Linked DNA regions of Homo sapiens: region 2 is linked to region 1. The links are chromatin loops, found by intact Hi-C in ENCODE. Cell type or tissue: endothelial cell of umbilical vein. All regions are shown on one strand. Links, peaks and the distances in the headings refer to the core of each region. The heading gives the core; the rest is flanking DNA.

The links. Hi-C counts contacts between places; a loop is a spot of excess contacts. Peaks named below come from ENCODE experiments on the same cell type or tissue, not always from the same donor. Only the 100,000 strongest peaks of a DNase experiment are listed, where the experiment ranks them.
Region 2: a loop joins it to region 1, with 9 times the contacts of the local background. A loop is called at or near these places in 4 of 110 quality-filtered maps.

The regions. Positions count from the first base shown.
Region 1 is chrX:109,378,996-109,391,756 of GRCh38, reverse strand. It overlaps GUCY2F (guanylate cyclase 2F, retinal), which reads left to right. Exons shown (of 20, transcript NM_001522.3): 15 at 3,094-3,268; 16 at 6,475-6,573; 17 at 9,545-9,639. Among named protein-coding and RNA genes, the nearest start is that of GUCY2F, 97 kb to the left of the region's middle. In endothelial cell of umbilical vein, for the core only: CTCF peaks have their summits at 6,566 and 6,768 (motif pointing right); no DNase peak of the experiment used is centred there.
Region 2 is chrX:108,192,441-108,205,201 of GRCh38, reverse strand. COL4A6 (collagen type IV alpha 6 chain) reads left to right here. Exons shown (of 45, transcript NM_033641.4): 12 at 790-882; 13 at 2,221-2,274; 14 at 8,623-8,691; 15 at 10,076-10,120; 16 at 10,615-10,668; 17 at 11,505-11,574; 18 at 12,622-12,729. Among named protein-coding and RNA genes, the nearest start is that of ATG4A, 110 kb to the right of the region's middle. In endothelial cell of umbilical vein, for the core only: a CTCF peak has its summit at 5,356 (motif pointing left); a DNase peak (open chromatin) is centred at 5,331.

The DNA of each region.
Region 1 (12,761 bases), core at 2,117-10,116:
AAATGAGAGCCGGGTAGAATGCATGTAATTTCCCAATTTACAAAATAGCAACTTTCAACCCAGCAAAAGATTGCCAGTCAGATTTCTTTTGAACTTTTTTTCTAGAATTGGGACTAAGAAGATGTTGGGACCAAGAGAGTTATTGCACATCAGTGGCTGAGTACTAATAGTGTAGGCAGTACTGTACTAGGCACTGAAGGGGATAAAGAGGAAGTATTGGTGTTTTGCCCATAGGTGGTGACTGCTACAGAGTTCATCTTGGTAAGGTTTGTGTAGATCTAATACATGCTATAAAAATTTGGTCTCCTCCTTCAGGTACTGTTTTATATGGAGAGAACTTGACATTATAGCAGGGAAATATTAGACTCGAGGCTCTTTGGGATTGCTACAGGGTAACCGAAAAGCTGCCTATTGGTCTGAGGTCTGGGGAAGTGATTAATTGTGGGGTGGCAAGCCCCTGTTCCCACCTTCTCTCACTCCTCCAGCCTTTGAATTTTCACTCTTTCTATTAGAGTTTGCAAAATGACTGCATTGACTAATTTTGATGCCATGCCTCCTTACCTTTTTTTACATATGTTGTCTTGTCTCTAGGCAAAAATGACGAAAAATCTCATAGCTGTGCAGGGACATTTCTACATTGTCTGCATCATGGATACTTGTCTTATTGATGGAGAAAGATGCCCCAGGCATCCTAAACTTTAGACAGCTTCTCTGTCCCAGGACCAAAGTAGAGCTGGAGAATGAGTAGCTCCATTCATTGGATTCTTCACAGTAGTCTGAAATGTTCTAGCTCTCAAATCACACACAAGAAAGTGTGTTTATCTCAGATTAGACAGGGCCTTTTCAGGTCAGATAGAGAGCCTCAGGGCTAGGCCAAGCCACCTAAATAGGGCTCAGAAATAAACATCATACCTGTCAATCAGCAGGAGCTGCAAGCTAATCAAGAAGCACACATGGAAACCACGATGCAGGAAAAATCCATGGAATCAGAGTACCTGTCTTAACTTGTTGAACTCAAGCAGCCTGAAGAGAAAAACAAATCACTGAAAGCTAATTCAGTTGAAACTAAAATCAAAGATGATTCAGCGTGGGCTGTAACACAGCTACTGGTTTAATCAATCCAGCTGATTCTGTTCAGACAATTGTTGGGGGTCTTAGCAATAGGCCATTAGATATTTTGGTACTTAATGGTTGCAGTAGGGAGTTAATGGGCTGTTCTCAGAACAGAGCAGGGCTATATAAATCCAAAAATGAAATTTATTTTTTTCAGCCCTATTTATTAAAAACAGCACAGTGCAAAGGAAATAAAAATTGAACCAGCAGCAAATGACCAAACTCATTTGTGTTTTTATTTTCTTTACCTGTAAAATTTGAATCACCTCCCCTGGTACTTGATAATCTGAAATGGAAGTGAGAAGGCTACTGTAGAATTATGAAGTTAGTGATTCAGTTTCAGTTTTCCTGCCACTATCTGCATCCCAATCGCACCCTTTTCTAAACCTCCTTTTCCCTCAGCACCCTTGTGTTGACTGACACAACCCACAATTTTCCACAGCAGTCTGTACACCAAGACCATGCATGCCCATACTCCCTGCTCTTCTAATCTCCTCATCCATATCCTTGGGGCCTCCTGGGTGACTGACTCATCAAAGCTAAAGGGTCAACAACTAATCTCTGATAATGGCCAGCCACTGACTTCCCCTTGCATGTAGCATTTACATTGTAATCCTTCCTTCCTGTGTGCAGGCTGGCATGCCTATCTGAGGGTAGGTATCCTTTCCTCAAATTGCACAAGGTAAGGGAGACCTTGGATGGAAACATGTTGAGGCAGAAAGTCCTATAGATTGAAAGGATTATTGTTATTGGCTATAGTAATTCATGATGAGGAGCCTATTGCTGATTGCTAAACTTCTTTCTCTGGAGCTGAATCATACCCACAGTTCCAGGGCTGGTTTCAAGATGTACCTATTTGATAATGATGATGATGATGATGATAATGTTGATGATGATGATGGTGATAGCTTGAACTAATTATATAGTATCATCCAATAGGCAGGTTTTAAATGCTTTGACATATATTAAATTATTTATTCCTTAGAAAACCCTACGAAGTTTTTACTATCATTATCACTATCTTACAGATAAGGATACTGAAGTACAGAGAGATTAAGTGATTTGCCCATGGCCACACAGTTTGTAAGTGTTGAATCTTAAATGCTAATCAAGATGGTATAACTTCAGAGTTTCATGTTCTTAACTGTTGTATTCTGTGAGTGCAGTTCTCTGGGAACACATGGGTTTTAACTGGATTCAAACTTGTAGTAACACAGTCTGACTGGCGCATTTCATAAAAAGTCCCTTCAGCTTAGTTATTTTTTGGATTTACCCAAAAAGTTTCAACTTACTGGTTATCTAAAAGTGAGCACACTTCTGTGGGGAAGGTGAGGAACATAGATTTGGCTTTATTTCCAAGTGTCCAGCCCTAACCGTCCCCTGCAAAGCAGTTGAGGGCCAGTACTGCTGCTCCTCAGGGAGGTAGCAGTAGGAGAGGAGGAGGTAACTGGTGGAAAGAGACTCAGTTCTCATACCCAATAGGCCTGCAAAACTAACTTCATCGTATTAGCAAGGCAAAGCAGAGGGAATGTTCTTCCTTTCCCCTTCCCTATATTTTCCTTAAGGCTACCCTAGCTTATTTACCCCAAATAATCTATAGAAACATTTGCTGGGAAGCATCATAGGCACTTTCTCCTAAGATGCTCCCCCATGGACACCCTAGGGACAGTCCCAGAAATCTCCCTTTTCTCTTCTCCCCAAATGTCTCAGAGCCTGGTATTTTTCTAAGGTCAATCAGGAGCCTGTGAGGTAGCTACACTTATTTCAGAATCTCTTGGTGTGGGGCCTAGACTTCAGTATTTTTAATAAAGCTCCTTAAGCAATTCTAACATGCAGCCAGACTTGTGGATCATTGACAGTCCCTCTCTGCCTTTCTCACTTTACAACAAGACCACCTGGCCTCCATTATACCCTTACAGCTCTGTGCTAAAAAGAAGCACAAATAAGTTGTTTGCTAATTCTATTTTTCCTAATTCCCAGGTAGAGACCATTGGAGATGCCTACATGGTGGCTTCAGGCCTCCCAAAGAGGAATGGCAGTAGGCATGCAGCTGAGATTGCAAACATGTCCTTAGATATCCTGAGCTCTGTGGGCACTTTCAAGATGCGGCACATGCCAGAAGTGCCGGTCCGAATTCGAATTGGCCTTCACTCAGGTAATAACCAGTTAAAGTAAGAGGAAACATTCTAATGCGCCTCTAGGAAGACTAAAAAAGAAAGGGAAAAAGATAGCTCTCCCCTGATTCCTGGCCACCGGATTATCCAGGTGTCCGGGCTGCATAATTCCTTTATGCCTACCCAAATTTACTCTCCTCCCAGTACCTGCACTAACACAGTGGGCAGCAGCTCCTTGTTCCAGGTACTAAACTCTTTTAATCTACCATTTTGGTTAGAGGCAATATTTCCATGTTTGACTATGCTACAAGATCAACAGGTATATGTTGTAGTTAGGATAATTCATTTAATTAATTAAAATCCCTACTTCTGAATTATTTTCCTCCCACATTCATTACCTACTAGCTCCTCTTGCTTCTGTATCCACTCCCCACCTTTTTCTCTCTGCTCTGCTCTTCTAGGCTCCTTTCCTTCCCCCATCCTTTTCACCCCTTTCCTACCAAACTTCTTTAAAAAAATGAATGACATCCACTGTGCCATTTCTTCACTGTCCACTCCCTCCTTAGCCCCTTTGCAATCTGACTTCAGTTCTCACCACTTTCCCCGGTCCTTGTCTGCCTTTACCTCTGCAGCATCTGGAATTCATGACAAGCCTCCCTAAAATGCTCCTCAATTGGCTTTTATGACATGCTCCTCACTCTGTGAATGCTGCTTTTCACTTTATTTACTGGTTCTCTTGACTCTTCCTGTTCTCTAACATTTTCTGCAAAGCTCTCAGTCTTGTGATCTTTTTGCTGTCTGCATGTCTCACCTCTAATTTATTACTCAACCCACAGCAACCTGACTTTCATTTCCTACCACTGTCTGATAATTCCTTTTGTCTCTAATTGTCCCTTATATTGGTCTTCTCCAGTGTTCTGTCAGGATCCACTGTTTTTCTCCTCCTACATACTCTCATGGGTGATCTCATTCATATCTGTGGTTTAACTACCACTTGTACGCTGATGACTTCCAACTCCACAGCTTTAGTGCAGTCTTCTCCCTTAAGCTTCAGCCTTCTATATCAAAATTCCTGCTGATATGCCCACCTGAATGTTCCACATGGACCTTAGACTCGACACATCTAAAACAATTATTTTTTTACCCATACAAACTTCCTGCTCTTCTTATATTTATTCTCTATTTCAGTTGGTGGTACCACCATTGACCTAGTTACTCCAGTTAGTCTTGAGAGTCATTCTCTTTGACTCCTCCCTTACTCTGACCTTTAACGTTCAACTAACTACTAAGTCTTGAACACTCTTTACCTTTTAAATATTTATTGATCTCTCTTGTCTCTTATTCACTCTCACAACCCAAGCCTGGGACACCAAGATCTCTTGCCTGGATCACTGCAATAGCATCTTCTTGCTTTCACTCTTGCCTCTTACCATCCATCCTTCTCATAGTCATCAGCATAATCTGTGTTTCCTTGTCTGTCCTTCCATTAGGCTTTAAGCTCCTTGGTGGCAGGAAGCATATCTTACTCATGTTTGTATCCAGAGTTCTTAGCACATAGCAGGCGTTTGATTTTTTCTTTTAGAGAAAAGCCCTCATCTGTCATTTGTGCTTCAGTTTCACATTTCCAACCCCCCTCAGCATACCTCTTCTTGTAGGGTTCACCATTATTTCAAATTTAACATATTTAAAACTTCAAGTCATCTTTTCCCACAAATCAGCATAAACTCACAAGCTCATGGCAATTTTCTCATGGTTGTCAATCAGACAGCCAATAAATCTGTTGATTCTTTTACGTCTCTCTTATTACTTCTTCATGGCCATCCACTTCTTATCATTGCCTCCTTTTAAGTACTTTGTGCTTGGATTACTGCAGCAGCCATCTGGAGGGTTTTCCTGGTTTTACATTTTCCCCTTTCAATGCATTTTATACACTGATCTGAGAAAAAAGATCATGCAATTCCTTGCTCAAAATTCTCTAGTGGTTCAAGATCCTCCATCTTGTACAACCCACTTAATCCAACCTTGTCTCCAGTTTCTCGTGAGCCATGTGAACTAGGCAGACTGTTCTCTCTAAGAGCTTCCCAAATTCCCTGTACAATCCCAACCACAAGCCTTTGATTTATGTCCCTTTTCCACTGTTCAAATCCTACTCACCCATCAAGACCTAGATCAAATCCTACCTTCTCCACTGGACCCTTCTTGATTGAGTCAGGTCCTAATAAGCACCTCCTCCCATTTTCTGAGTTATTATAGCACCTCTGTCTGTGCTTCTTGCCTCAGCCATATGTTGTCTTGGGTTACTGCTTAATTGCTTCCTCTTTGATAGTATCTTCTCTTCAATTAGACTATAAATTCCTGGAGAACTGAGACTATGTGTTACATTTCTTTTTTATTCCCCTTGGTGCCTAGCCGTAAAAACAGAGCAGAAGGCCAGGCATGGTGGCTCATGCCTGTAATCCCAGTACTTTGGGAGGCCGAGGTGGGGGGATCACTTGAGCTCAGGAGTTCGATACCAGCGTGGGAAATATGGTGAGACCCCCTATCTCTTTTTAGGAAAACAAAATCAGAGCAGAAACCAGAAAGTTGAAGGTGAAGAACTTTCTGGATACTCCCAAACTGACTTTTCAGTACGGCTGCTGAAGTTTTCTCAATTACCTTGAACACTTAACACAGCCATATTAAAATGTAAGAACAAAAAATGCTAAATGCAAAATATCCTTTGATTATATATACATACTGCTTTTCCATGCCCCAACACAGATAATTGAAAGTCAGCTCTATTTGTTTTCAGATTTTTGAAATGTTTTAGAATAATTCTCTTGATAGACACAGTTTGGGAACCAGATAAACCCATGAAAGCCTTTCTTCCAACCCTAAGGCACAAGAAAAAGTCACATTTTTTTCCTTACAACAAACATGTTTGGACCCTGAATCCCTGCCCAGGCCTTTCTGGTTTGGGTTTGATACTTGTTTGTCCCTGTTGACAAATATAAGCATCTCAGGTGTAACTGTTACGTGGAACAAAGGTATACATCAGAAGGGCAGTCATGTCTGCATTGTTATAAATTTGCTTTCTTGTAGGGCAAAGAGTTCACTACTCATTGTGTCTTTCTTCAGATTCACAGAGCTATATGATGGCAACTTTTATTCTTTTACAAAGATACATTCCTTCCTCTTTGCACTATTCCTCTATTAGCATTGGGTGCATACCTGTTGACTGTAATTCCAACCCCCTGATACTCTATAGGGCCGGTTGTTGCTGGAGTGGTGGGCCTCACCATGCCCAGATACTGCTTGTTTGGAGACACTGTGAACACAGCTTCTCGGATGGAATCTACAGGCTTACGTGAGTACCTAATAGAGAGATGGATAGGATGGCACCACTCTGCTATTGAGAAGGTGATTCTTCTTCAGAGAGGTGAAAGAGAGCAGGATACTTGATGTTTCAATGTTTTAAAGAAAAATAAAAGATAATTTGAGAAGATTAAGATTTATCACGGATTTTCCTGGTCTCTAATGGCAAACCAGTAGGGGGTGATGTTGGACTGAACATGTACCTTTCTTTCTCTAGAAATGAAGCTGTAGCTAAGTGACACCAAAACAGCCACTCAATTTGATAAAAACAGCTAAAATAGTATTTTGGGTAAAGAAAAAAATTGGCCGGGCTTGTGGGTTTGTGGGAGTCATGTTGAGAAAAGAACTACATAAGGGACTAATATTTTCCATTTTTCAACTAGTTTGTGGAGACGCACTGAAGCCAGCTGCCTCCCAGCTGGCTGCTGTTTGCTGTTGCAGTCCCCTTTTTGAACCAGTTAGGACCCCAGGAGTTCTGGCTTCATCAAATAGCCTCTACAATTTAGCTAGCAATAATCCCTCAATCCAAGTAGCTTGGAATTCTGAAATAATTTATTGCAACTTCCCTGTATATAAAACCCTTAGCTTCTATCAAAACAGACATACTATCAAAGATACCATTTCTTCTCTGCTTCTTTGAAAAGAAAACTGTACAAACCATATGCCATTTGTCTGTTGTTTGTAAGATGCTGGCTCAACTCTTACTCGGTTATTTACTACCACTACAGAATCACAATGTGCCTTTTGCTTATATCATGGTTGAGCAAAGCATTTTTTATGCTACTATAGGAAAAGCATAGAGAATAACATTAAATTCTATATGCAGTTTTCATTTTTCATGGATTTTGTACCAAAAAAGGGAAGAAACCACTTAAGCCCTTAGAAGGGCTTAACTCTGGCAAGACGAGTTCTTCCCAAGCTTCAGCACTGTACTCAAACTAGTCCCTGATGTTATGGTGGACTGTATCACAGTGGGTGGTGCCCTGTCTGACCCCACTTCCCATCACTCATGTGTAGAAACAGGCTTACACAATGGGTCCAGTCTTAGTCAATCTAGCCTGTGCTGCCATGATTAAGGAGGCAGTATGGAACTTAGAAGCTGTTGTCAGAATAAATTTTCTGACATCTGGGAAAGTCTTCAAACTCCTTAGATATGGCAGAGGCCATGGAAGTAGTCATCCAGGAACTGCTGCATTAATATAACTTTGCATATGACTTTACTCTTGAAGTGCAACCCAAGATGAAGTGAAATTTATCATGGAACTGCAATGCAGATTTGGCACAGTATTCTGGACTGATGTAAGCTTGTAGAAGGCTGAAGTCATATTCTGGTCTGAACCAGGGAAAACTCCACACATTTCACATTGGAAATACAAAGTTGAGACCAGAAATTGAATTTTGAGATGTAGACAGCACCTTGCCCAGTGATCAGCTAGAACGAAGAAAATGGAGTGAATCACCCACAGCAGGTGTTTATTAAGCACTGACTGTGCAAGGAAGTTATTGTGAAGCATACAAAGAAGTATACGCGTGTGCTCTCTGTGCTAAAGGAGCTGGTTAATGTGCTTTTCTAAAAGCTAATGACTATGACCCAAATATGACATTAAGCTCCACAACTGAATGGAGATCTGTAGAGAGGTAGCCTCTCCTCACATTGGATATGAAATCAGGACATGTCACATATCTATTAATAAAAAAATTATTTCATCAATATCTCCTTTGTGCTCAGTTGAAACCACTGAGATTCTGGAATGGAAGTGACTCGTGACCCAGTCCTGGAGTGATTCTCCCTACCATACAAGTGGATGGTGGTTGGTATGAGCTATCTCTCTTTTAAGCTGTGTGTTCCCTACCATCAAGATTACTCTACTGAAAGGCTCCCTGAAGACCAGATGCTTGTGGGATGCACACATAGGACTGGCTAGGAATATACTGGCTGGGCATGTGTATTTTAGGAATAGGTCAACCTTTTTTGAGTAAGGGCTTTGGATGATCATGAGTTAATGAGGAAGGCACAAACAAACAACAGTACTGAGCTATCAAGAGAAAGAAAGTCACTGTGAGTATACACAGCAGAAACTCCTTGCAGTTCTCTCCCGCCATGCCTTCCTACTCAGGTTGTAATCAGCTTTTTTTTTAAAAAAAATGATTTTCTCAAGCATGTGTGAAAACTAGCCTTGGACTTTTATTTAAGACTCAACCTCAACAAGGTCTCACTTCATAGGGTGACAGTTTTTAGAAATGTCAAGGATCTTACCTGAGTGAACAAGTGATTATTCTTAATCAAATAATTACCCTTAGGTTCTAAATAAAATTTTAACGTGGCAGTTCCCTATGTAAATCTCTTATCCCAGATTGAGATCATTGGTTAGAAAATAGTACATTCATGTGTAAACACAGCTAGGTGCCCCCACCCAAACGTCAGCTATAAATGTACAGTCTTCATAAAATATTTGTTGAAAGAGTTCTTGGGATATTTCTCATTGATGTTTTATTTTTAAGTGTAGCAATGTTGAGAGAGAGTTGTAAGAATGCATATGGAAAAGACATCATTTTGCCTAAGATATGTAAAGCATGAGAGTTCAGCCATAGTAGCAGCCTGTGAAAGAAGCTGCTGAAGTCAAGCTTTCTTCAAATGACGTCACGTTTCAGCTGAGAGCACAGTAGATGCTGGTTTCTCCATCTCAACCTTTGAGTTAAATTAACACCTTTCTATTGCATGGCCTTTCATTTAAGATAGTGTCTAGGAGGCTGATAGGTGCTACAACTAATGCCTTATTTCGGCCTGGTGAAGAAGGCCATCACTCCGTCTCCTCCTCTTGTGAAACCCTAAGTAAACCTCTCTCAGGACGTTGCTAATGGTCTAGTTCATTTACAAGTGAAGACATTTATTACATTGACATTTTCTCATTAATTTTGCCAGTGAGAAAGGAGCCCAAATCATGTCTCTCCTTCTTTTGCAGCTTATCGCATTCATGTCAGTCTCAGCACTGTTACAATTCTTCAAAATCTGAGTGAGGGCTATGAAGTGGAGCTTCGAGGAAGAACAGAGCTCAAGGTATAATGTCTTTTTGTTTTTTGAGCCAGACTACTTGGATACACCTGCTTCTGGAGAGGTCATGGTCTGCTGAAAGAGTTTACCTGGGAGTCTGAGACTCAGAGCTATAACTTGGGCAGAATCTTCAGCCCCATTTGGGGTTCCCAAAAGATTGCTCCATTTTGCCTCAATTTTCTTCTCTTTAAAATATGGCTACAGTGGGGAGGAGTATTGAGATTTTTTCTGCATTTTTCAGACTGTAAGTTGTATCTTTCTCTCTTAAAGAACTGCACAGAATTTGGCTTTCCAATGAGCTGCACTATTATTTACATTTTCTAACCTACATTTTTTCACTCTTTGGCAGTGCCAGACATTGTTCAATAAGCCATAGTAATTGTGAGTTTGGATTTTCTATTCACTTTCTCAGTGGCCACCCTTCCTGGGTGAAAGGCACCCATTGGCACACTATTTGCAGAGAGACTTTTTCTTTCCCTAAGAAACCAGGAGGAACAAAGTCAGTTTCTATGAAAGGCAAACATTTTGTAGCCCCTTTTTCCCTGTTAGAGTTATCACTAGACCTGAGATATAGGATTAGAATAATTTTAGTTTTCTTTTTTTGCCATTTCCACTGTGTTCTATTTATCTATTTCTGAATGACCAAAGACCACCGGTTGACCCAGTTGTAAAAGAGCTCAGTGATAAAATAATGTAACTCCCTCATTTTCAGATGAAAACCAAGGTCCAGAGAGGTGAAGTAGTTTGAGCAGGGTCACACAGTCAACTGATAGCAGAATCAGGTCAAGACTCAGGAAGCCTGACTTCCTTTTTAGTGACCTTTCCATGACACCATGCTGCATAAAGATGATTTTCTCAGTGACTATTTTTGGGCAAAGCAAGAGCAGGGCACTAAGTGATGCACAATTAGCTTCTGACTTTGGCATTCCTTTTCTAAACAGTGGCAAGTTACATGTAGCTAGATTTCAGATGTTAAAGTTTGGAAGGTCTAACTCTAGTTGACAACTTCCTCCTATGGCTAGTCCTAGTTTTTTCCTTCCAATAGGTCATTAGTATCTTCCAGGAGGTTGGATGAGTCACTTACAAGGGGACAGAGGCTCCTTTCCCACCTCTTGCAGAGAACTCAGACAGTAAAATGTTGGGGACAGGGATATTACTTGGGCAGCGAATCTAACTGTCCAAAGCTTTTGTGATCCTTCTATACATTCTGTCATATTTCAACAGAGGAGTAGAAATGCAGCTTGGTTTCCTGAAGACCTTTTCCTCTGCATTGCTGGGCAGAGGCCCCTCATTTAAAAGCTGAAGGGTTGCCACTTTTGAAACTGAAAAACGAAAATGCATCCCTGTCCCAATGGTTTTTATTGTCCCACAAATTCAATTCAGGAGCACTCACATCTTTGGGTGTTTCAAGTACAAAATCAGGACTTAACTTCAAAAGGGCCCTTTGCAGCTTCATGGTTTCCCCAACCCCAGGGAATTTGGGAACATTTCACAGCAAGTTGGAAGAAGAGCCTTTCTCTGATGCCACATTGGGCCTGGATTATTGTTGTGGCAGGGTCCTTATGAGGAGGAGACATTAAGAGGGAAGAGAAGAGGGCGCCTCAGAGGAAAGGAAGGGGCAAGGGAACAAGGAAGAGGAGAGGAAGTAAGGCCCAAGGAAAGGTCAGGAGAGGAGGAGAGATCCTTTCTGTGTCTGTACCCTCTACCTCCCCACCAGAAACAGGTGTTGTACTTTGCATCATAAGGGCTGGGGCACATGGGGTTTCTGGTCCACCAGGGACATGCAATATACCCCCAATAAGACCATGTCGCCAGCACACTTCAGAAATTCTGATTCAATATTTTCACTCCTCATCCACTCTGTGCTACTGGAAGCAAGAGTTGCTCTAGTACATGGGGCAGAAATATCACATTTGATGGTGAGCCCGGTGTGATTTCAAAGTTGATGGCTAGAAATGTCTTTTCCTTCCAGCTGACTGATGTTTGAAATTCCTCCATTAAAGCCTTTTCTCTTGGGCTCAAGGTTTATATCCAGTAAGAACCTTCTTCCCTCCACGCCATCTCCTCCACTAGGTTGATGACACTTTACGTTATTTCCCTTAGTGGAATCAAAAACATGGATTAATTGGGTGAGAGAGGAGAACATAGGGCAGTTGAGTAATTGGCTGGGTTGAGGTTACAAAGAAAGAGACCAAAGTGAGGAAGCTGAAGTAGCTTGGGGGAGGACTCATTTAGAGATGAGAAGCTCAGCCTCTTGGGCCCACTGCCCATTGCCCACTTCAAGCCCCTCTTGTACTATACAGGCAACAAATTATCAATGCCTAACTGGCCAGTTCTACTTTTTCAATATTTCTCGCCTTGTGGGCTAGTGATAAATCACTGTATTACCTTTTCTCGTACATGAGTCCTGTTTCAGTCACTATTTTTCTGACAAGTGTGGGGCTCCTTGCTGAGATTTTTGTATATATCTAGGCTTATCAGCTGTATTTACCAGAAACTTTTAGGTAGATTTACATTCTGGGGAGACTTTCTCAAATGACTGCTCTTCAGCCAGTTTATGTTGTTGCCAGAGGTGGACACTTTAAAAATATTTTGTAATTTTTTATTGTAAACTGACAATTAATAATTGTGTACTTTATGGGGTACAAAGTGATGTTATGATTTATTAATACAATGTGGAATAATTCAATCAAACTAGTTAACATAGCCATCACCTCAAATACTTAACATTTTTTTTTTGTGGTGAGAACATTTGAAATGCATTCGTTTAGTGATTTTGAAATGTACAGCATTATTAACTATATTCACCATGATATGCAATAGAGCTGAAAAAATCACACATATTCTTCCTCACTGAACAGATTTTGTGTTCTTACACCATCATCTGTTCATTTCACCCACCTTTGGCTTCTGTAACCACCATTCTACTCTCTGCTTCTATTAATTCAATTGTTTTAGATTCCAAATATAAGTGAAAACATGCAGTATTTGCCTTTCTGTGCCTGGCTTATTTCACTTAGCAAATATTCTTCAATTCCATTCATGTTGTCACAAGTGATAGAATTTCTTTCTTTTTAAAGGATGAATAGTATTCCATTGTATGTATACACTAAATTTTTTTTATCCAT
Region 2 (12,761 bases), core at 1,652-9,651, 1.2 Mb after region 1:
GTGAAAGGTGTATGTCTTACAAACATATTCCCTTGAAATAGATTCTTTCTCTTCCTTCCATCTGGGTCTTTCCTTGGTGTTTTGTGTATTCTGTTGCCTTCTCTTTCCTTGTCTCTGCTTCCCCTCTTCTCTCTACCCTTTCTCCTCCTCCCCCTCCTCCACTTCCTCCTCCTTTTCCTTTTTGTCCTCCTCTCTCTCTGTATCTCTCTCTCTCTCCTCTATCTCTCTTCTTTAACCTCTCTTTCACCATTCTCTTTTATTTCCCTCCTTCTCTCATTTCTCTCTTTACAAATTGCATTGTGATTTCAGAGCCTCAAGCGAGGCTGAGAACTTGCCATTCCCACCCTTCTGTTACAATTGCACTGCCTTCTGAAGGAACAACTCTTGCCTCCAATGTTCTAACATGAACATCATTGCCTCTGATTGTGCTCTTTGCAAGGATTAGACCACTTAGAGTTGGATCATTGTTGCCAAGAGGTAGCCATTCACCTCGTTCTGATTCCTTTTTTAATCTCTTCTAAACATCCTTTCATAGCAACCATGAACTTAAAGTTTCCTTCTATCCATCTTGCTCTTCCCTCTGCAGTGCTGGTACAAAATTCACTGGTCGGGCTTATAATTCTTCTCACCCTTTGGCAGTGAGAGTTTTGTTTCCTCATTGGCATGAGGGTGAAGAGGCCAAAGTAAGAGACAGTTTATTTGTGAGTTACATCCAGAGGACAAACCCCCACTCTGGAAAAACGGTCGGTGTGATTGTCACTTTGCTTAATGTTCCATTTGATCTTACAGGGGGATGTTGGCCTCCCTGGCCCAGCAGGACCTCCACCATCTACTGGAGAGCTGGAATTCATGGGATTCCCCAAAGGGAAGAAAGGATCCAAGGTAGTGAACATTTAAGAATAGGAAAAAATTAATAAAACTTTTCCTATAATTATAATACAAGAACTTAACTCTAATAACCAGACAATACTGGAAGAATAGAGGGTTCTGGGTAATGGATTTTTGTTTAGAAGTGAGAGTAAAAAGCCTTCTTTGTTTTGCCCCTTATGAAAAGCTTTCTTAAAAGGCTGAGTATGTTTCTTGGTGTGTAGGTTTGAGTGTGCCTGGGCATCTGAATATTCATTTAAGCGCTATTTTCTCTGTTTTAGTGTTGCAGATTCAATTTTTGATATGATGAATAACATAAACATTAAATAGTTGTGTTTTTCCTCCTAACTCCCAACCCTCTCAATACTTATGGTGTCCCCAAAGTACTGTGACAGAACACATAGGGTATGAATGGTTGCTCTTGAATTATCTTTTTAAAGAAGTTATTTGCTCTTAAAACTTGACCCTGAAAATAGGATATACTGTCACCAAGTGGTGACAAGAGATGCCCTAATTTACCAGATCTGAACTACCAAGGCTTACACTATAGACCTGTTTGACTGAAATATTTTACGATCTGTATTTTTATGTGAGTCACTGTATACTACCTACATGGTTGTAATTGAATGGCCGTGTACTGTTAAGGTGTGCAGATATCTTTCAGTAACTTGCATTTCCTGCCAGGGTTCCTTTAAGCTTTGTGATTCAGTTCCCATGGCCAAGGGGCCTAGGCAGGGAAATGTGTTTAGTCTCCTTTCTTTAAATTTGTCTTCGTGGAAGCTGTAACAACTCCAAGCCCCTCCAGGTTTACAGGAAGTAGTCGTTGATTTGGGAATGGTCTGGCAACATGAAAGAGATTGTCTGCTTCCTTGATCATTCCCAAAACTTAGGGAGCTTTTCCATGGCACGTATAGATAAATTCACATATCAGGGAATGACAGATCAGATGGTTATGTGTCCCTATCCAAATTGTAATTGTTACCCTTTTCCCAAAACTATGGATTTCTCTGCTGCCTCTAATTTGCTATAGGAAATTGTACTGAACAGCTTCTTCCACTAGAAAGAAAACAGACAATCATCCTTTCTGTCTCCCAATTAGCCTCAGTATTTGACATTCTGTTTTAGACAGTTATGGTCCATAATCCTTCTCCCACAGCAAAGAGCTCCATGAACTAAGACATCCTGGTACAGCTGCTAGTTAGGGAGCCTGGGGAATCTGCACCACTCTCTGCTACCCTAATCTTGATACTTCATTGGTTCCCCACTCCTCAGTCCAAGTACATGTGGAGAGCCATCCTACTGTGCGTTCACTGCTTCCTGATGCTACTTACTAACCTTGGGCTGATTTTCCAGGGTGAACCAGGGCCTAAGGGTTTTCCAGGCATAAGTGGCCCTCCAGGCTTCCCGGTAAGTCTCTCTATTTGATCAATATGTATACAAGGGTCTGATTGGACAAAAGCTGTAGCAATAGAAGGCTAACAGAAAGACCTCTTCCCATGGATATTGTAGAGAATGCCACCATCTTTATTATTAGAAGGTATTTAAGGAGATGTTCTTGTTTCTCAAACACATGGAGACGTAAGCATGGTTCTCCATGAGGCTGTATACCTTAGAGGTTATTAGCTCAAGCTCTATAGTTAAAACAGACCTAGGCTTGACTGCTGATTTTGCCAGTTTCTAACTATGTGAACCTGGATAAGTTTCTTAACTTTTCTGAGCCTCAGTTTCCTAACCTACAAAAAAGGGGAGAATGATGGGGTGGTTATGAGGATTAAATGAGATAATATGCATGAAAAGGGCTTACTACATGTCTAGCACTTATTATTCAGTTAATGGTAGCTAATCTTAGTAATCCTACCTCCACTTTCATATCTGCCTTTCTAGCTTAGATCCTTACACTCATCAGTTACCTTTTGAGGGTCCCTATGTGCCAGGCATTCTGCTGGACTTGGAGGTTACAACAGTAACTAAGTAAAAGTCCCTGTCCTTGAGATTACATTGTAATGGGGGAGTGAGGGAAAAAACAAACAAGAAACCAGTAAACAGATGAATCTATAGCAAGTTCATATAATGGTTATATAAGTTCATATATATAAAAGATGAAAGAAGGGTAAAGTGATGAAATGTGGATGGGGAACAGGGTGGTCTACTTGGGACAGAGTGGTCAAGAAGGGCCTTTCTGAGGAAGTGATGTATGAGCTGAGACCTGCATATTATGAGAGAGCACGTCTTGTGAAGATCAGAAAGAGGGTTTAAGGCTGAGGGAACCGTAAGTGCGAAGACCTTGAGGTTAAGAAAACCTCAGTACTTTTGAGGAACAGTAAGAAGGTGAGTAAGTGGAACAGAGTAAGCAAGGCTAATAATTCCAGACAGAGAAGTAGGAACCAGATCTTGGCTACCTTCATAGGTCAATGTGGTGTTTTATTTTTAATGTAATGGGAAGCCGTTCAAAGGCTCTGACTTGTATTGTTAAGATCACTCTGGCTGTGGGAGGAAGGGGAGAGGGAATGGGAAGGGTGGAAGAGCAAACACAGAGGGTATTGCAGTAGTCCAGGCAAGAGATGGTGGTGGTGACTTAGACTATAGTGACAGCAATGGAAATGGAAAGAAGTGGATAGATTCAAAATGTAAAAATGTTCAACCTTGTTATTAGGGAACATTTCAAACATTTACAAAAGCAGAGAGAATGTCATAATGATTCCTCGTGTACCCATCACACAGTTTTAATAATTAGCAATTTATGGCCAATCTGAAGCAAATCATATCATTTCATCACAAATACCTCTGAATATTTAAAAGGTAAGGGCTTTTTAAGACATAGTGACAATATCATCATCAGTAATTTGTGATCAGTAATTAATATCAGTTAACAAGGCAGAATTCAAATTTTTGATTGTCTTATAGGTATATATATATTTTTACAGTTGCCTTGTTTCAATGAGAGGCCAAACAAGACCAATACATTACATTTGTTTAATGTGTCTTTTAAATTACAAGATATGTTTTGAAACAGCTGACAAGATTTTCATGGATTGGGAATAGGGATCAGGTGGGAAATGGATGAATCAAAGATGACTAGGCCTGCCTGTGCTTGCTGGGCCAGTGGGGATAGATGACTCCATTCCTTCCCTACAGTACTTTGAGATAGTTTGGGTCTCTCTGGGTGGCCAGAAAGCAGAGCCAGTGGAGCCAGTGGCACAGGTTCCTTCTATGATGATTCTTATTACTCCATAGAAATAAAGGGGGCATGGAAAATCATCTGTTCAATGCACTTGATTTTAATCACCTCTGTATCTAATGAACCAGAAAGGAAGAGAACCCTAGTGTTGGAGACAGAACACCCAAACTTTAGACCCAGCCCCTGCTCTGGGACTTTGGCAAGTCACTGAACCTCTCTTTATATCTGTAATTTGACAATGGTCATATTTATACTTTTTATTAATAGAAAATATTTCTACATATTTATAGGGTACATGTGATATTTTGTTACATGCACAGACTGTGTAATGGTGAAGTTAGGGTATTTAGGATATCCATGACCACAAACATTTATCATTTCTATGTGTTGGGAACATTTCAAATCTCTCTTCTGGCTACTTTGAAATATACAGTACATTGTTGTTAACTGTAGTCACCCTACTCCACTATCGAATACTAGAACTTATTCATTCTGTCTAACTGTATGTTTGTACCCATTAACCAACCTCTCTCCATCTCTCCCCCCACCCCACACTCACACCATTTCCAGCCACTGGTATTATTCATTTTAATTTCTACCTCCATGAGATAAATTTTTTTAGTTTCTGCATATGAGTAAGAACATGCATATAGCTACTCTTTTAAGACCCAACTAATAATGTATGCGAAGTTTCTTTACAAAATATAAGGCTGTCCTGTTCAATAAGATAACAGCCAGCCATGTGTGGCTACTGAGCCCTTGAAATGTGGCTGATCTGAAATGAGATGTACTGTAAGTATAAAATACACACCAGATCTCAAAAACGTAGTATGAAAAGAAATCTAGAATATCTCAGTAACATTTTTTACTTGTGTTAAAATGACAATATTTATTATATATTTGGTTAAGTAAAATATATCATTTAAATTAATCTCTGTTTACTTTGCTTTTTTAATGTGGCTACTAGGAAAATGAAAATAACATAGTAGCTCACATTATATTTCTATTGGACAGTACAGATATAAAGTACTTTGCAAGTGAGTTTGGGAATAAGGTTTTCACCTTTCTTTGTAGAGCATTTCACATAGATTCTAGCCACCTGGCATTGTCCCTGTGAGGTAAGCAAGGTGAGCCAGGCTTATCTTCCTTGTACTGATGAGGAAACCACAGCCTCAACGGGTGAAGAGGTTTGTCCAGAATCACGCAGCTAATTATTAGCAGAGCTGAGATTGAAATTCAGCTTTCTTGAATTCTAGCCAATTTGGTGGCTTTTTCCCCATACCATACTGCCCCCTACAGTCCAGTTTGCTCTAATCCCTGCCGTGGTGGGGTTTTTATCTGTAAATCTCTGAAAAGGATTTTATGATCTCCTCTGGTGTTATTGGCTTCACTGGCTCACACTGCCTCCCTCCCCTTCCCTTCCACATCCGAACCCAGAGTATTTCCCCTGCTGCAATTTCAACCCATTCCCTTTTGTCCTGTAAAAGAAAGAGACTGACGACAATGCACGGTGATAAATTGCAGTACCATTTCAAACTCAGTATTTCCAGTGTTTCAGAGTGTGGGCTGAAAAATAGAAACCCCAGTTGATTGTAAAGACATCAAAGCTAGAAAATAACCCCTTTACATGGAACAGCATGTTTTCATACGGTGGGAATTAAGAAACCAGAGTTCTCAGCCCACTTTGGCACAGATTCAATGTGTGACCTTGGCCAAATCAGGTAACTCCTTCAGTCCTCATATCTCTATCTGTTTAATGGGAACATTCGTAGGTACTTTATATGAATGGCTTATGACAGAAAAGTTATGAGGAGAAAGGTGGTAATGTATTTGTGATACTCTGGGCTTTTCAGAGGAAATGTGCTTCTCAAATCCAAAGCCTTCACATCAGCTTTCAATTATCCACACTCACCGAGAAACAAGGCAGCACTGAAGACAGAAATCTCTAGGGAATCCAAAATGTTCCTTTTAACTATTTGTTTTCTTCCTATATGAGTCCAAATCTTTGTAAGAGACAAAGTGCCCAACCTGACAGATTTGCCCCTTACCTTCTTTCTCTTGGCCCCTCTGCAGTGACCAAACATCCCTGATTTTCTGGCTCAGTCCTCACCTCACACATTTTATCCCATTGTCTCCAGCAACACACTCACACTTGTAGGCCACAGGTCCTTCCATGGAGGTCATCAGAGAGAATTGTATATCCATGTGCCCTCTGTTCAAGGGACTAGCAAACACAGGGGAAGGCAAAAATGGAATAGATGAGGGGAGGGATAAGAGAAGAAACTGGCAAATCCTGAGGTAACTATTGAGTAGGTCAATAGTTACCCACACACCTACCCAGTAGGGGTAACTACTAGGTAGGTGGGGTTCTTCAGTTGAGCCTCCTGAGAACCAAAGAGCATCAGGAGTCCAGAGCCCAGGAGAGCAGGCCTGGAAACAGTTAACCTAGCCCCATTGAGGCTTTCCAGGCCATGGGTAAGTAGGAGTGTGGGAGCAGCATTTGCAAGATTACTCATGAGGAGGACTGACTGTCACGGGGCCAGTCCCAGGGCATCTTGCTAGAACAGCTTGTTCAGCAGGGTCCCTGTACAGTGCCTCCCTATTCTGGGAGACAAGTTGAACCTACAGCACAGCCAGTGTCTTGCCAAGCTATTTATCTTTTCTTGGCTCTAACCCCCACACAAATTTGTCTTTTTTTTTCCTTTTTACATTTTTTTTTACATATTTATTTTTGTTCACACTATAGCATAAGCTCTCAGGCCCTCTGAGAAAGCAAGACTCTTCTGCTTTCTGGAGAAGGAGTACAAGGCCCCCTTATATTTACAACTGAGGGCAAGATAGATGGGGGCACAAGATGGTTCCTGAACATCATTTCCTTCACCCTTTGCAACAGTTTTGTTCTCTTGGCCATTATTCCATTCAGTTCAACAAGTATTTACTGGACCACCTTGTATGTGTTCAGACTGTAGTAATGGGCCTTGGAGAAAGATAAAAGAGAGTGTAATATAGGTCTCATGCTTACAAAACTTTCATATGCAACCATTCTTTGCACTTTAAGAGTTTCGGGCAGCATGGGCTGCCACAGATTTCATGGACAGGTCAGAGAAGGCTTCCTGAAGCGTTTGACCTCAGAAGCCAATAGACATTCCACCAAGTCGCAGCATGCCTTGGTTTGATGCAGAAAAACTCATATTTTAAATAAGTTTGCATTCAGTTTAACCCACGAGCCTTTCACATTAGAAATTTAATGTAGCATGAAGGCTGAGCTATTTGATGCACAGTTATACTAAATGCAGAAAAGAGAACAGGTAAGTACGGGACCAAAGCCTGCTTTGAATTGGATCCTACACACACACACACACACACACACACACACACACACACTCCTCCCAATAAAAAGACAATGAAAACAACCCACATTAAAGAAACAAAAACATGACTAGCCAAAAGGAAACAGAAATGAAAAACCCTGGGCCCAGAAAGCCAAGGGGTCCTTAACCAGCTTTCAGTACTCATGGGAGTGCACTGAGTATGTATGTAAAAGGAAGAAAAAGGTACAAATGGGATTTGAGCAGGTGAGCCAGGTCACATTAAAGGGACAACAGATGTTCCACAACATTTAGTGCCTTTTCTTCATTGCCTCCTTTACTTTCATAATAAGCCAAGATGTTGTTTGCTAAATCTATGCTCCAAAAAGTACAATTTTAAACAACAACAAAGTGGCCTCATTTAAGTTTTCTGTGAAAAACATTATTCACTTTAGTACTGAACTATTCTGTATCTTGGGGGCCCAGACATTTTCCCTGGACCCAGAGGGAAGTTCTCTCTTACTCACTCTGCTTCTTGGAGTTCCTGCTTTTCCCTAGAGAATCCCCAAGTCATATTCATGGCTACAAACCCTCACCTCTGATGAGCAGGGCAAGAGGGCTTGGAGACCATCTCACAGTCCCCTTTGGACTATCTCTAGGGCCAGGCAAGAGCCCTACAGTCCCAGTACAGGAGCTGCAGGGTTTCAGTCCGTGCCTAGATAGAAATACTTCTTACCACTGAAAAGGATGTTGTGCTCATTATGTCTCCAAAGGGGAAAAGCTCTTGCTCTTCCCCCTAGTATCAACCCCCAAGAATTTGCATAATCCTCCATTTGTGGGTCAAATCATCAAGTTCCTAGATGATAGAAGGCAGCTTGTTTTAATGGAAAAGTCCCCGGAATGAAAAACACAAGATATGGCTTTCTCATTCATTTTTAACCCATCTAGATGTTGGTTTCCTCATCTGTAAAATCAACAAGGTTAGATATTTAATCATTTCTATACTGTTAGCCCATGATACTATAAATACATGGAACAGTGTTGTGGGTAGGGGGAGACATTACTTCTAGAACCAAAAGGGAACCTTGAATGAATGGTCCAATTTATATTCAGACCCTATGTGCTTCTCAGGCAGTGACAAGAGACAGCATGGTGAGCCTCCCTAAGGGGAGAGTGGAGCTTAATTAAAATAGCCTCCTTGCTTTGGATGAAGCCAGGAGACCGACAAGAAAACAAACGTTATAACTTGTGGTTTCTTTTTTCATTTAGGGCCTTGGAACTACTGGAGAAAAGGGAGAAAAGGGAGAAAAGGGAATCCCTGGTTTGCCAGGACCTAGGGTATGAACCTCGAATGTTACTTGCCTGGGTCTGTCAAGTCATCTAGTCCATTTTCTTTCCTGTTTGCTTCTTTATGTTTTGCAACTTGATTGCCACCTAAGCTTCTCGTTTCTCCTCAACCCAATGGCAGGTTCCTAAGACCTCCTTCTCTCTTAGCCCCATTCCCTTGATTGAATGGCTCCCTTGAAAAGGAATGAGGCACCCCCTACTCTAGGTGGCTCCTCAGCCTATTCATCTCCTTGCTCTCATGTATCATTGTCTTCTGGGCTAAAGAATGATACCAAGAAAGAATGATTGCTAAAGAAAGCAAGGCAAGTGTTGCCTTGCTTTCATTCCATTCTATTCTGAGGGAATTGAGCAGGGAAGTGGCACAGGAATGGAAGAAAGAGGGCCAAGTGCAACCTTTATAGGACAGAAACAAGCCTGGAAAGTTCTAGAACATAGTGAGTGATGTTTGGAGTCAACAGTTTCCAATAATAATCTCATTTGAAATGGAAAAATAACTATTAGCCTCTCTGATTCCTAGCTTCGGGCACTTAGGTCTTGAGCTAGAAGCAGTGGGCCAAGCTTAGCCTCAAAGAAGTAACATTTTAGAGAATTGTGTTGTTAAGTTGACTATGAAGTTTAGTAAGAGTCTTTTGAGTATTCAGCCATACTTATCCATTACCCTGCCATTTCTTTCTCTACTTTCCCCCGCTCCTTGTCTTGAAAATACATATAATCACCAACAAAGAATGCATTTGAGGTGGAAGACGAGGCCCTCCCATAATCTATTTAAAGATCTCCTGACTTGGAACTAATGCAGACTAAGTATAATACCACCCAGCCTTTCTATCAAATTCCACCTACTACTTAAACTGTTTCCATTTATTTAGATATTAAAAAATGCTCCATGTGGCTATTTAGCCTGATGGATTAGAGCTTAGAAAGAAGTCATTAGGCCAGGCACGGTGGCTCATGTCTGTAATCCCAGCACTTTGGGAGGCCAAGGCGGGTGGATGACTTGAGGTCAGGAGTTCGAGACCAGCCTGGCCAATGTGGTGAAACCCTGTCTCTACTGAAAATACAAAAATTAGCCAAGCGTGGTGGCGCACGCCTATAGCCCCAGCTACTTGGGGGGCTGAGGCAGGAGAATCGCTTGAACCCTGGAGGCGGAGGTTGCAGTGAGCCGAGATTGTACCACTGCACTCCAGCCTGGGTGACAGAGTGAGACTCCATCTCAAAAAAAAAAAAAAGTCGTTAAGCTAGGTCTAGGAACATTCGCTTACCTGATTTTAGGAGCTGCTAAATCCTGAACTCAGTTGGATAACTTTGTTATATAAGTCTAGTGGCTTTTTCTAGGTAGCCTATTGCTGTTTCTAAGGTGTAACTATTTTCTTTACAGGGTCCCATGGGTTCAGAAGGAGTCCAAGGCCCTCCAGGGCAACAGGTATTTTGGTTAATATCATTAAAGCCTTGGGGTATAAAATCCCAATCAAAAGTCCCCCTTGCTTTACCTAACATGGCCAAAGGGAGACATTACTTATAATGCAAATTGTTCATCTCCCTTTTTTTTGGTATAATCTTAGCCACTGTCCTCTTTTCTTTTCACTCAAGAACATGGGTATCCAGTGTCAAATTCCGTGCCTTGCCATGCCATGCTGTGGTCATACATCTTTGGCATGCTGTCAGGGACTAGCAAGGCCAGCCTGCTTGTATCCGTGTCTAGCCTTATGGCCCTTGTACCTCCTAATATGTAAATTGGCTACCTACTGCCGTATTGTCTTCTGGAAGATTTTACAGCTTCCAGAGTCAGATAGAAGCCACATATACCCTGCAATGTCATCCAAGATCCCTGTGCCATTTGCCCTGGCTTAATCCAAAGACCAGACTCTCTTATGCTCTCATACTTTCCACTTAGTGGTAACTATGTTTCTGTCACAGGGCAAGAAAGGGACCCTGGGATTTCCTGGGCTTAATGGATTCCAAGGAATTGAGGTAATGTTGGGAAGTGAAAAATCCAGGGTTGGTAGGTAGAAGAGTGAATTACCACAAATGTCTGTATATAAGATGAAGTATTTTTAATATTTTGACCTTTTAAGTTTCAATTTTTTCTTAAGAAATGCATGTAATCTGCTTTGAACACACAAAGCTGCTAATGAGCATTTCTTAGATACTACTTGATCAGTGGTAAACTAAGGGGCAGGAGCTGGTGGGAGCAAGTTCATCCCGAAGATGAGGAAAATTTTATTCATATTGCTTAGAATTGCCAACTGTTGGTTTCACTATTGTTTTAAATTCTCTACAGACAATGCATCCCCTTTTTGCCTACACCTGGAGCATATAACTGCCACCATCACACCCTGAATATGCCACTGTATGTGTTTTTGGTACCTAAATCCCTCTTTGGGGAGTATTAGAATTCCTTTAATTTCCTCTGCCTGACATCATCCACTAACAAGGGTTGTGATGGTAGTAGAGGCCCAGGCCTGTTGAGAGTGGAAAAAAGTTAAAACTCTGTTCTCTCCTTAGCACTACTTAGGTACAGCCAAGGCCCAGAGCAGACTGTCCTTGAGTAGAGTTGCAAAATAAAATTGGGATCCCTTGTCCTTGACAGGTTTCCAATTGAATGTTAGGCCTCTGGCCTGCTTTGTGTCACCTTCATCTTAAATTTATGGGACTTTGAAATTAACCTATGGACTAGTTGATCTTGAAAATCTGGGGTTATAGAAGGAAGAACCTTTCATTTTCCTAGGGATGGGCTTTAATGGCACATAGATCTTGGGTAATAAGGAAATGGAAATATTTGTGTTTAATGTACTTAATCTTTGCAGGGTCAAAAGGGTGACATTGGCCTGCCAGGCCCAGATGTTTTCATCGATATAGATGGTGCTGTGATCTCAGGTGCAACTTCTCATTAATTTGAGTGGAAAATAAAGACAGGAAGTTAAATCCTATATCCCCTGTAATTATTAAAAGGATACTTTGTTAGTTACTCGATTGTTGCTAAACTTGACACACCCAAGAGCCCCTCATGGCTCCTGAGCTTGGGGAATAAAGCTATCTCCAATCTCTTGGTCAGGGAAGCCAAGCCCAGCACCCCATTTTTGTGTTCAGTCCACTAAGCCTAGGATTTGGGTCTGCCTGGGCCTGAATTTGATGAAAATGGTTCTCCTGGCAATGCTTTGGGAAGGATTGATAACCACCCCCAAGCTGGGCTGACTTCAGTTTGATACTATGGAATACTCAGGGCCTCATGTAGGTGATTCCATGTATGCTTGAGCTTGACAATTTCATAGGAAGTGGAAAAGTACCTTTAGTTAGGGGAGCAAGTGGCTGAGAGCCCTCAAGAGTGTGATGCTTAGAAAGTCTGTCTTCACCTCTCCTTGTCCTAGTTATTTTGTGTGCCCAACTCTTCCCTTTACCTTCTCCAAAGACTGAGATGCCCAGTATCTCCAGCTACCTCTTGTTTGACCAAAGGCTTCTACTGTAGTGACTCTTCCATGGATCTTCCAACTTATCCCTCTCCTCTCATCCTCTAAGGCCCATGCCCTGTTTGGTATTAATATTTGACAGTGGCTTCCTGTGTACCACTCCCAGGAAACATATATGTATAACGTAAATAGTGGACTTCAACATCTTAATCCAAATGGTAGACATTTTAGGCATTACAGCAGATTAGTGGTAGAAGAAGAAGAAGTACTTACCAGAGCTTATCATGAAAGGCAGGCCTTGGCCAGAACAATTCTTAGTACACTAATTTTGGCTCCAGAAGGCCCCTTGGCTCCAGAAGACCCATTATCATGTGAGGCCATTAGCATTAGAGACTTGGGAAAGGCATGAAAGGCACTTCTAATGCCAGGACAGCTCCTGCACCTCTTCTTGGGCATTTTGTAGCATCTGTGGGCCTCCTCTGTCTTTATTTACTATTTTCTTTCATTACAATGCCAGGTAATCCTGGAGATCCTGGTGTACCTGGCCTCCCAGGCCTTAAAGGAGATGAAGGCATCCAAGGCCTACGTGGCCCTTCTGGTGTCCCTGGATTGCCAGCATTATCAGGTGAAAAAAACTAACCCATTTCCTACACAGAT